Regions from separate parts of the Homo sapiens genome. Here region 1 is linked to region 2. Evidence: read pairs that join two places in POLR2A ChIA-PET (ENCODE). Cell type or tissue: MCF 10A. All regions are shown on one strand. Links, peaks and the distances in the headings refer to the core of each region. The heading gives the core; the rest is flanking DNA.

What was found. ChIA-PET counts read pairs that join two places held together with the same protein. Peaks named below come from ENCODE experiments on the same cell type or tissue, not always from the same donor. Only the 100,000 strongest peaks of a DNase experiment are listed, where the experiment ranks them.
Region 1: POLR2A ChIA-PET joins it to region 2 with 11 read pairs; 3 of 35 experiments call an interaction of 5 or more read pairs at or near these places.

The regions. Positions count from the first base shown.
Region 1 is chr20:49,417,878-49,423,251 of GRCh38, reverse strand. All of the region lies in intron 1 of KCNB1 (potassium voltage-gated channel subfamily B member 1), which reads left to right. All of the region lies in intron 2 of LOC105372649 (a long non-coding RNA gene), which reads right to left. Among named protein-coding and RNA genes, the nearest start is that of KCNB1, 62 kb to the left of the region's middle. In MCF 10A, for the core only: no CTCF peak of the experiment used is centred there; a DNase peak (open chromatin) is centred at 2,721.
Region 2 is chr20:49,342,971-49,348,344 of GRCh38, reverse strand. All of the region lies in intron 2 of LOC105372649 (a long non-coding RNA gene), which reads right to left. Among named protein-coding and RNA genes, the nearest start is that of SNORD12, 65 kb to the right of the region's middle. In MCF 10A, for the core only: no CTCF peak of the experiment used is centred there; DNase peaks (open chromatin) are centred at 2,574 and 3,124.

The DNA of each region.
Region 1 (5,374 bases), core at 293-5,292, 75 kb before region 2:
GTGTGTGGCCTTTTGCATCTGGCTGCCTTCACTCAGTATCATGGTTTTGAGGTCCGTCCATGGTGTGGCATGCATCAGTAGCTCACTCCATTTTATTGCTGAGTAGTATTCCTTTGTACAGGCATACCATAGTTTTTGTCCAGTCACCTTCACTGGATTCCTGAAAGGATATTCCAAGATCATGAGAATAAAAGCTCTTGTGCACCATCAAGTGTAGAGCAGACATTGACTGCTATTGCCCACATCACCCCTTGGAGCTTGTCCTGCCATCCTGGCCCCTTGGGGTGTTCTAGCTAACATAAAATAAGACAGATGGATACTTTGGCAGGCAGAGTTTTAGAGACTTTTAAAATCACATGACAAACCCACTTTGATGAAAAGCAAGCAAAGAACCAGTCCAAACCCTACTCCAACAAAAAGAGGCATTCACAGTTTTTTTTTAAGAGAGGGGATCTCAGGCTGGGCGCGGTGGCTCACACCTGTAATCCCAGTACTTTGGGAGGCCAAGGTGGGCGGATCATTTGAAGTCAAGAGTTTGAGACTAGCCTGACGAACACGGTAAAACCCCATCTCTACTGAAAATACAAAAATTAGCCAGGCATGGTGTCATGCACCTGTAATCCCAGCTACTCGGGAGGCTGAGGCAAGAGAATCACTTGAACCTGGGAGGCAGAGGTTGCAGTGAGCTGAGATCGCACCACTGCACTCCAGCCCGAGCAACATGGTGAGACTCCATCTCAAAAAAAAAAAAAAAAAGAGATGGGGTCTCATTCTCTTACCCAGGCTGGAGTGCAGTGGTGCAACCAGAGCTCACAGCACACTTGATCTCCTGAGCTCAAGCACCCCTCCCACCTCAGCCTCCCGAATAGCTGGGACTACAGGCATGCGCCACTGCACCCAGCTTCACAAAGATTTTGTAGGCTGAACTTCCCCTGTCTCTTCCCAGCTCCATCTCCATGGCAGCCCCACACAATAAATAAAACAGGAAAGGAATAGAAGGAGAGGTTTCTGATGCTTGCCTATAGAGCGGCCTTATTTCCTTTGATAGTCCAAGTAGGACGATAGCCACCAGGTAATTCCACATTCTGTGAAAAATATATAAGATCCTGAATTAAGGGAAAACATTTGTTCTCCACTTTTGCCACCTCCACCCTGGCCATAGAGGATCCCGAGGTGTGTTTGATTAGCAGAGGATTCTATCTCAAATAGGGAAGACTCCTAGACTGTTCTCAGCTATTCTCATTGACAAGGCTAGGGAGTGCCAGAGGGAAGTCAGCAGATGATGTTTCCTGACCTGATTTATTGGTCTTCCTTAAAATAACCCCAGGCCTCTCTGTTATTATTAAAATCCTACATCTGGATTGGGTTCCTGCAGGGCCCAGGAAATTCCTTCCCAGTTGGGAAGATGTTCTATTTCTCTACAGCCACATAACACACCACCCTCCAAAACTTAGTGGCTTAAAACAAAACATTTATTTGCTCGTGAATCTGCAGTGTGGGCCAGGATGGACAGGCCTGGTTCATTTCTGCTCTGCACACAGCCTCCACCGGGGCGGCTCAACTGGGGCTCACTTGCTCGCAGGGCTGGAAAGATGTTGCTGTCTGACAGTTCCCCTCCATGAGGTGGCTTGAGTTTCCTCACAGGAGGCATCTGGTTCCAAGAGTGATCATACCAATGAGCAGGAAGTGAAAGATACCAGTTTCTCAAGGTCTGGGTCCTGAAACTGGCACTGGGTCATTTCTGCCATATTCTACTGAACAAGCAGTTGCAGAGCCCAAACTCAAAGGGAAGAGACAAAAGCCTTGTCTCTTGATGGAGGAATGGCAGAGAATGTGGGGATTATGTTTTGAGACTCACATGGTTGGCAAGTCCATGGCATGTCAGTAGGCCAGAAGGTTTTGGAAGAAAATGCTCTGCAGGACTGTTACACCATAAGTGCTCATCCCAGAACAAGATATTTCTTAGAACTTCACATTGGCCAAAGTTGGTTTCGGCCAAATGTCACGTGGCCTAGCAGGCCAAATGTGAAGTGGTTCCCCAGCTTGTCTGTTCTCTGTCCTCAGGCCAGTGTCCCTACCCCCCACCTCCTTGAAGGGCTGTGCAGGAAATCCAGACCTTCTTGCCCAGCCTTGGCCACGTGTTTTCTCCGAACTGGGGAGACCCACAGGTGAGTCAGCAGGACATCATGCACATGGTGGCCTGGGTCCCGAGAACATCTGCTTTAATGGAGTCCAGAGAATGTTTCCAAACACGTCTTCCCTCTCCTCTCACCAAAGCTTTTAGGAGAAAATGTCCAGAGCTCTCTGGATGTCTTCCAGGAACACATTGACAATGAGTTGTAACCTCACCCTGAACTCATGGTGCTGCATGACTGGCCACCTTTGTTGTTTGGAAGACCTAGAATCCTTGTTTTTCTCAGGCCCTGATCAGCAGGGCTGTGCTTATCTGCATGGTTGTCTTAACAACAAATCACCAGTGCCAGTGTCCTCTGAGGATCTTTTCTTGGCTTCATGGTGAGAAGACCAGAGTTTGAGGGCTGACTTTTCCTCTTAGTGGTGAGAGACATTGGGCAAGGTATTTTACTTCTCTTAGCCTTGGTTTCCTTTTCTGGCAGGAAAGTTTGGAGCTCACAGTTTCCTTCAAGCTCCACATAGTTCTCATGGTGTTTGTTTGACTACCTTGAGGAAACAGAGTGTACCTTGCCTTCAACCACAAAAATACACTGACTAATGAGTATTGTTGCTACAGCCACCTGGACATGTGGCCATAAACTGCCCAACCCATGGTGTAATGCTGGGTTTGCCTTTCATGGAGAGAGAGATTCATGAGACATTTCAGAGGACTCTCTGTTGTCCCGGAGTCCTGAGGAGTCTGCCTGGAGACCTGGAACTCATTTGTTTGTTCTTTAATTTGTGTCTACTGTATGCCAGCCCCTTGCTAGGCATGAAGGACACAACAATACAATCAAGAAAAAGAACAAAGACCTGTGGCTCTTAAAGCTTGCATTCTAGAAGCAAAAGGAGAACACTAAAGAAATAAGAGACAAATATATAATATCACTGCATATATGCAAAATGTCAGGAGTAAGGGGACTGGTATTCATGGGGTGTGGGTGCCATTTGAAATAGAGTGGTCAGGGAGAGCCATTCTGGGGATGTGAGATTTAAGCAGAGACCTGAAAGACACAAAGAAAGGAAACAGGCCTATATATGGGGCTGGAGTGTTCTAGGCAGAGGGCACAGCAAGTGCAAAGGCCCTGAGGCCAGACCATGCCTGTTGTGCTCCAGGAACAGAGGGGAGGCCAGCATGGCTGGAGGGGAGTGAGCAAGGGGAGGAGTAAAGGGGATCAGGCCAGAGAGATACGGAGGGGCCAGGCCCTGCAGAGCCTTGTGGGCTGTTCTAAGGACTTTGGCTGTTGTCCTCAGTATGCTGGGAGATAGGGAGGTGTTTTGAGCAAAGAAAAGTGCCCTGGTCTGGCTTAGGTTCTAACAGGATCCGTATGGATGAATCTGGAGAATGGACTGTGTTTTATTGTACGGGCCAGGATGGAAGCAGAAAGACAGTGAGGAGGCAACTACAATCATTCAGGTAGAAGAGGATGTGGCCTGGCCCAGGGCAGATCTCTGGGGGTGGTGAGAGGTGGGCATGTTCCAGGTGCCTCCTGCAGGCAGATCTGGAAGGTCTTGCTGATGTGGTAGATATTCTGAGACTCCCTGTAGCTGGTGGCTCAGCGAGCCTCCCCCATCACCAGCCTCAGCAGGACAGTCTAGACTAGAGTCATCCGCCTCTGCCCTGCACTCTGCCTGCCTGGTGATGAGGGGCCTCTCCCATCCATGCCGTGGGCACTGAGGCACCGAGCTAGGCCCACCCCTGGCTTCCCCAGGTGGTGAATCAGAGGGAGCTCTGGATTGGAGACTTTTACTCTATGCATGACACTCCTTAGCTCTGTGACCTTAGACAAGTTCCTTCCCCACTCGGAACCTCAGCTTTCTTGTCTGTAAAGTGGGAATAATGAAACCAACACTGCTACCTCCTAGGGTGGCTGGGAGAATCAAGTGAGATACAGGCTGGACACAGGGTTTGAAGCCAGCGCAGGGGGATGGTCATGAATGAGTTAAGCGTGTGTACATTATTAATAGTATCATTTCATCCTTTCTACCATCTCATGGGCTGTTGGGAAACTTTAACGTCGATTCAGATCAGGCCATGGCTACACTAAGTCAACATCTCTCACTTTGATTTAGTGGCTAAAAAGCCTGGGCTCTGGAATTGTTCAGAACTGGGTAGCACTCCTAGCTCGGCGCTGTGAGATGCTGTTTCCAGAGGAGACAGCTTAAAAACCACAGACATTCCCCTCCAGTCCGCAGCAAGACCAGCTTCACAGGGTGGGAATTTTCTCTTGCCCATGTTCAGCAGATCTACATCCCCAGGGGTAGGCCTGGCCCTGCCTCTGTGCCTTGGTCAGCCTGTCCCCATCCCCTGGGAGCACCTAAATTGGGACTGTGGGCTGCTGTTCCTCCTGAGAACTCGGGTTTACTGTCCCTGTTCTCGGGCCTCCCTTGTCTCTTTCACTCCCTAAGGAGAATTGGGACAGGGTCCCTCCAGCGGAGAGAAGCCTGGAAGACTTCTATTTTTTTGAGACTCCTGGAATATTAATTTATAAAGAAAACAACAACAAAATGAAGACATCCCTAAAGTTGCAGTACATTTAAGATGTAACATTGAGCAAATCGTGACAACCTGCATAAAATCACAACATAATATAAATGTGTAACTCACATAACTCACAAGATAACCCCAGGATTTATTCGATTTGTTTATATATTCGTATTTTAAACCCATGGCATTCTCTAGGAGTGGTTCAGTAAGGGATGCAGGGGTAGTGTTGTTTGAGGAATGCAGTCTTTTTTCGTTGTTATCATTCTGTCCCTGTTTGTGTACCTAACCCATTTAGAGATAAGGTCAAAATTCTAAAAATACTGGAATGTCAGTTTTCTGAATAGCTACTATATTTCCCTAGTATGAAAGTCAAAGTGTTCAAAAGGGCACACAGTGAAAAGTTCTCTCCCACCCTGTCCCCCAGCCACCCCGTCCTCCTCCCCAGGGGCAGCCACTGTTACCAATTTCCTGTGATCGCTTCCACAAATAACATATCCATATATAAGTGAATGCATATATGTACATATTCTTTTTTCCTTGTTTTATTGAAATGGGAGTTTGTTATACATTCTGTTCTCGCGGTGCTTTGCTTGCTAACAGCATACCTCGGGGACTGTTCCCTATTTATGCATATTGAGCCATCTCTGTTCTTTTTACAGCTGCATAGTGTTCATATTTACAGCTGCATATAAATGACCCTCTGTTGAGTTAATT
Region 2 (5,374 bases), core at 140-5,139:
ACAACTACAAAAATTAGCCGGGCATGGTAGCACACGCCTGTAATCCCAGCTACTCAGGAGGCTGAGGCAGGAGAATCACTTGAACCCGGGAGGCAGAGGTTGCAGTGAGTCGAGATCGCACCACTGCACTCCAGCTTGGGCGACAGAGCGAGACTCCATCTCAAAAAAAAAAAAAAAACCAGAAATGAGAACTGCCTCCCCCCAAGACTGAGTGTTTAGGGTCCCCCCATTTCCCAGCCCCCACTCCATTGTCCCCACTGCTTCCCAGCCAAGAGCAAACCTGCGTCCCTGGTGACGCAGGAAGCTGTAGGCTGTCCGGTTGTCATGGCGACAGCCGCTAGCCCCTGTAAACAGTCTCGCCTCCTGGCTGCCTGGGTGAATCGCTCTCACCACCCTCAGACGCTGTGCTCTGGGCCTTGCTGCACACTTGACCCGTTCTTGGTGGCTGGTCGAGCCAAAGATCCAAATGTCTCTGCTGCTTCCCACCTGGGGGGTTGAGGGGACAGGGGGTGTAGAAGCAGAAAACCTAGGTCCTCATCACCCTTTCTGCCCCTTCTGGGCTGTGCGACCTTGAGGAGTCCCTTCTCTTCTCCATGACTCAGGTCTCTTGTCCCTGCTTTACAGGGTGGTCATGAGGAGTTGATGAATTCTTTTCTTCCTTCCTTCATTCATTCAATAAATAATTATCAAACATCTACCATGTGCCAGGCAATGGCCTAAGTGCTAGGGATATCACAGTGACCAAGGCAGACCTGGTCCTCTGGGAGATACACAACAAACCAGTTCTGGGAAGAAAATAATATAGGCGAATGTGTATGACAGGGGAAAGAAAACAGGGCTACTTTTCTTAGGCGATCAGGAAAAGCCTCCCTGAGGAAGTACCATTTGAGCTAGACCAAAAGGAGAAGATGGCCAAGCAAAGCGATGGGAAAAGAAGTATTCTAGGAAGCAAGTGCAGCGTGTGCAAAGGCCCTGAGGCAGGGATGACTCAGCCTATTTACAGGACAGAAGGCCCTTTTCTCAAAATAATGCTAGGAGGGCGGGCCCAAGGTGTGAACTCTGGTGCTGCAGGTGGAGGGAGAGAAAGTGGACATTGACAACGGCTGCTGTGTGGGACAGCAGAAAGAGACGCTTTCATAGCCAGCTGCCACAGGCGCAGCTTCCAGCTCCCGGAGGGGCAGCCCTCAGACTGGGGGTCTGAGCTTCTGCACCAGGATAAAGCAGAACAGTAGCAATAACAGTGCAACATATTCCAGATGCTTTGCCTATATTAACTAGTTTAATCCTTACTACCCTAAGAGAGAGGTTACTGTGATGATTAACAGAAAAGCTGAACACATACCTGGCTGCAAAGCCCATGATCCCAGCTACCATGCTGGAAGCTCTATAAATGAGCAAAGAGACTCAGTCCAAAGCCTCCAGGAGTGGTGGGGACAGTGGCGGATGTGGCCTGTATAGAGGACTCCAGCTCCAGCCCATGTGGCAGTGTGTGGGAATGCAGACTCACAGTGGCAAGATGTTCTAATTTTCTAAAATAAGCCAGACTGTTGTGTGAACTCTCCTGATTTTAAAACGTTGACTCTATTGTTATTTTAAATATCAGACGGTCAAATAAGACATAGCATCATTCTAGACCTCCAGATGAGACCAGCTGCATAATTTGTGGGGTCCAGTACAAAATGAAAATGCAGGGCCCCTTGTTCAAAAATTAAGAATGTCAAGCCAGCGACAGCAGAACGCTAAACCAAGCTCAGCATTCTTGTGAGTGTGGGGCCCTGTGCAAATGGCTGTGCATGTGCATGATGCCAGCTCTGCCTCAAACGTGGGCACTTCCTAAGAACTTGTTGAATTAAATGGAAGGAAGGGGCCGGGCACGGTGGCCCACGCCTGTAATCCCAGCACTTTGGGAAGCCAAGGCTGATGGATCACTTGAGGTCAGGAGTTCCAGACCAGCCTGGCCAACATGGTGAAACCCCGTCTCTACCAAAAAAAATACAAAAAATTAGTCAGGTGTGGTGGTGCATGCCTGTAGTTCCAGCTACTCAGGGAGCTGAAGTGGGAGAATTGCTTGAACCTGGGAGGTGAAGGCCGCAGTGAGCTGAGATTGCACCACTGTGCTCCAGCCTAGGCAACAGAGCAAGACCCTGTCTCTAAATAAATAAATAAATAAAGGGAAGGGAAAAAGGAAGGAAAATGAACATGTGTTGGCACCTACTATGCATCAGACATAGCTTTATAAAATAGCAACACTTTATAAAGCACTCACCACGTGCCAGGCACCGTAGGCATTAATGCATTTAAACCTCACAAGATGGTGCTCTTGTGAATCCCATTTTCCAGATGAGGAAATTGGGACTCAGGGAAGTAAAGCCACTTGGTCACTGCTAATACTGGGGTAGCAAGGGGTGAGGGAGAACAAATGGAAAAAATAAGAGGAAGACCAAGGCAAGAGGAAAAGAAGCCACCCCAAGCCTGTCTCCCAAGCTGGGCTGCACTCAGGTCTCTGCCAAGACCGCGTGGAATTTGGGGAGGCCGCCACACCCCGGAGAAGGGCCCGTGGCATTTCTGAATCACGGTGCCATCCGCCCCGGTTTGGCTTCTCTCCGGCGATCCAATTACTAAATGTAGCCGCATTCTTTAAAAATGTCTTTCCTCTTATGTAATGCAATAGTGACAAACGCCAAACAGATGGTGCTGTGACAAGCTTTTTAAAAGTTGATTAGGAGCTCATCTTTCAAAATTAATGTATGGGCATTTAAACAAGCTCCAGCCGGCCACAAAACTCAATTGAGAATCCATATGGGACAAATCGCTTGATGGACTGGCTACATTGACCACCTTCCCGGCCAGGGTTTGACGTGAAAAGTTTGGGGAATGGTAATAGCACGGGTCACGTTGACTTGTGAGCAATGGGCAAAAGATACCTGGTTTGGGCAGAGGGGAAAAATGCCTTGGGCCTCCCAAAAGCCCAGGAGGCTGGAGCCTCCTCAATCTATTTACCAAGACTTTTTTATTTTTTTTTTCAAAATTGTACATTGTCTTCGAGAGAGCGGACCGTCTCTCCCTGCCTCGGGAGGGAAGCGGGTTAGTCATAAACTATGTCAGATGCTGCCAGCGAGCAGCTTCACCCCCACCCTTTCTTCCTCAGTGTTCAGGGATGAGATCATTTCATTTGGAGCCAATTATAGACGGAGAATGCTGGGGATGTGCAAAGAAACCTCCTCAGAACCCTTCCCTCCCACATCACAGGCTGTACCCTGCCAGGATGGGCAAGAACAAGAGGCCAGGCGCCCAGCCCCAGGTTCGACCCCAGGGTTTCTGAAGGCCATGCATTCCTAAGCCTTAGCTTGGACCTGTCAAGCTAGGATGCCAGGCTGTTGGCTAGACAAACCCTGTTGGCCTCAAAAGTTCAGGGCTGTATGGGCCCTTAAAGATCATCGCTGTTCAGATGAGGAAACTGAGGCTCAGAGAAGGGAAGTGGCTTGCTCAAGGTCCCATGGCAAGTTGGCAGCAAAGCCACAGAGATGAATGGTGGCTTCTCTGCCACCCACGAGGAGGATGTCTGTGGCCTGAAACATTCCCAGCATCCATTCCCATTGCTTCTGATACAAGGGTCCCGAGTTTTCCTTCTTGGTTCACGTGGTTCAAGTAGGACTGACCATGCCTCCACTTCCAAGGATATGCACCTGACCCAGCACCGGCCAATCAAAACAGTGCATTCCCCCACCCTCCCCCCACCCATTGATTCAGGAATATGAACCAGGGGTGTGAGATGAGCCTGGTCAATAAGCAGCAACCCCAGACCTGTAGCTGAGACTGAGACCATTGGAAGTGAGATGCTGTCTTCAGCTTTGTGATGCAGAATGGGGAGGAAGAAAGCCTAGAGCTGCTGGCAGCCATTAGTGCCACCACAGGATGCCTACCTAAGCACAAAGTCAACAGAGAGGAGAGCAAGGCCAAAAGAAAGTGAGGCAGTGGCTTCAACCTTTAAACCCCTGGATCCAGCCATACCTGAAGGCAGTCTTATCCTGGATATTTTCTTTACATGAGTCAATAAATTATCCTTGCTCGAGCTGGTTGAGTTCTTTCACTCATTTCCCAAAGGGCCTTGACTGATAGACTTGGAGGTCCTCAGGTGTAGGACAAGGCTCCAAAACATAACACTGAGTGCTCCTCGTCTCCATCCCCAACACATTGCTGGCCTCTTCCCCAGAAGATTCCCTAAGTCCCTGCACAAGTTCCAGCAACACACTCCAAAGGGAGTACCCAAGGTAAATGTCCCATTTTATGGTACGCAAGAAACGGCTCTGCCTTCTGGGTACCCATAACCAAGCTGCTCCCCACCACAGCCTCTGCCTTCCTATTTCGTCAAGAGCACAAGCTTTGCAGTCCAGTTCAAAGCCCAGCTCCAACGTTTCCTAATCATGAGAACTTGGACAAGTCATGTGACTATCCTGAAGCTCAGTTTCCCATCTGTGAATGGGGAAAAGATCACCTACTTTACACGATCCATGAGAGGATTAAAACAGGCACCACCACTATTTAGAGGCTGAAAAAATGGGTAGCTACCAAGAGCTACAAAAAGTCTATCCTGCAGAGCTGGGGCAATTGTCGAGCACGGTGTGTTTGGGAAGACAGCACCTACACACATCAAATGATTTCCACCTAAAACAGCTTCCTGCAGCCAAAACAAGTGTACGGGTAGAGGCAGGGAATGCTGGCTGTGGGGTACGAGTCGGACAGCCCCTTGCTGGCCTCGTGGCCATCTGCTTCTTTCTCCCCTCCGCTGCCCCTTGGCCCAGGATTCTCGCCCCAGACCAGCACACACAGGTGCTACTGACATTCTCACCCAGTGATTCATTCACACTCCCAGAGAGCAGCAACAGACAGTGATTCCCAGGAGCGTCCAGAGTCCTGATTTAGGAAGGAGGATAGAGTAGCAGTAACATTTGAACAAGTTCCTGCCCAGTCCCAAGGACAGCTGAAAGATAAACCTCCTGCTCCAACCCCACCGCAGGGAAGCCTGAACCTGCCCGCTTAGAACCAGGAAGAGATTGAGCTATGATTCCCCCAAAAGGTTCTTTATTCATTACAGCGGCGCTTCCTGAAGCGGGGGACTCACATTTTAGGTCGTTTTACCCGAACCCAGGATGTAGCATTAAATAACTGACTCCAGTACTGATCCAGGCTACAAGATGGGAGAACCTTGAAAACATTCTGCCAAGTGAAAGCAGCTAGTCACGAAAGACCACATATTGTGTGATTCCATTTATATGAAATGTCCGGAATAGGCAAATCCATAAAGACAGAAAAAGATTAGTGATTGCTGAGGGCTAGAGGGGTCGGAGGAAGGAGAGGCTGCTAACGAGTACAG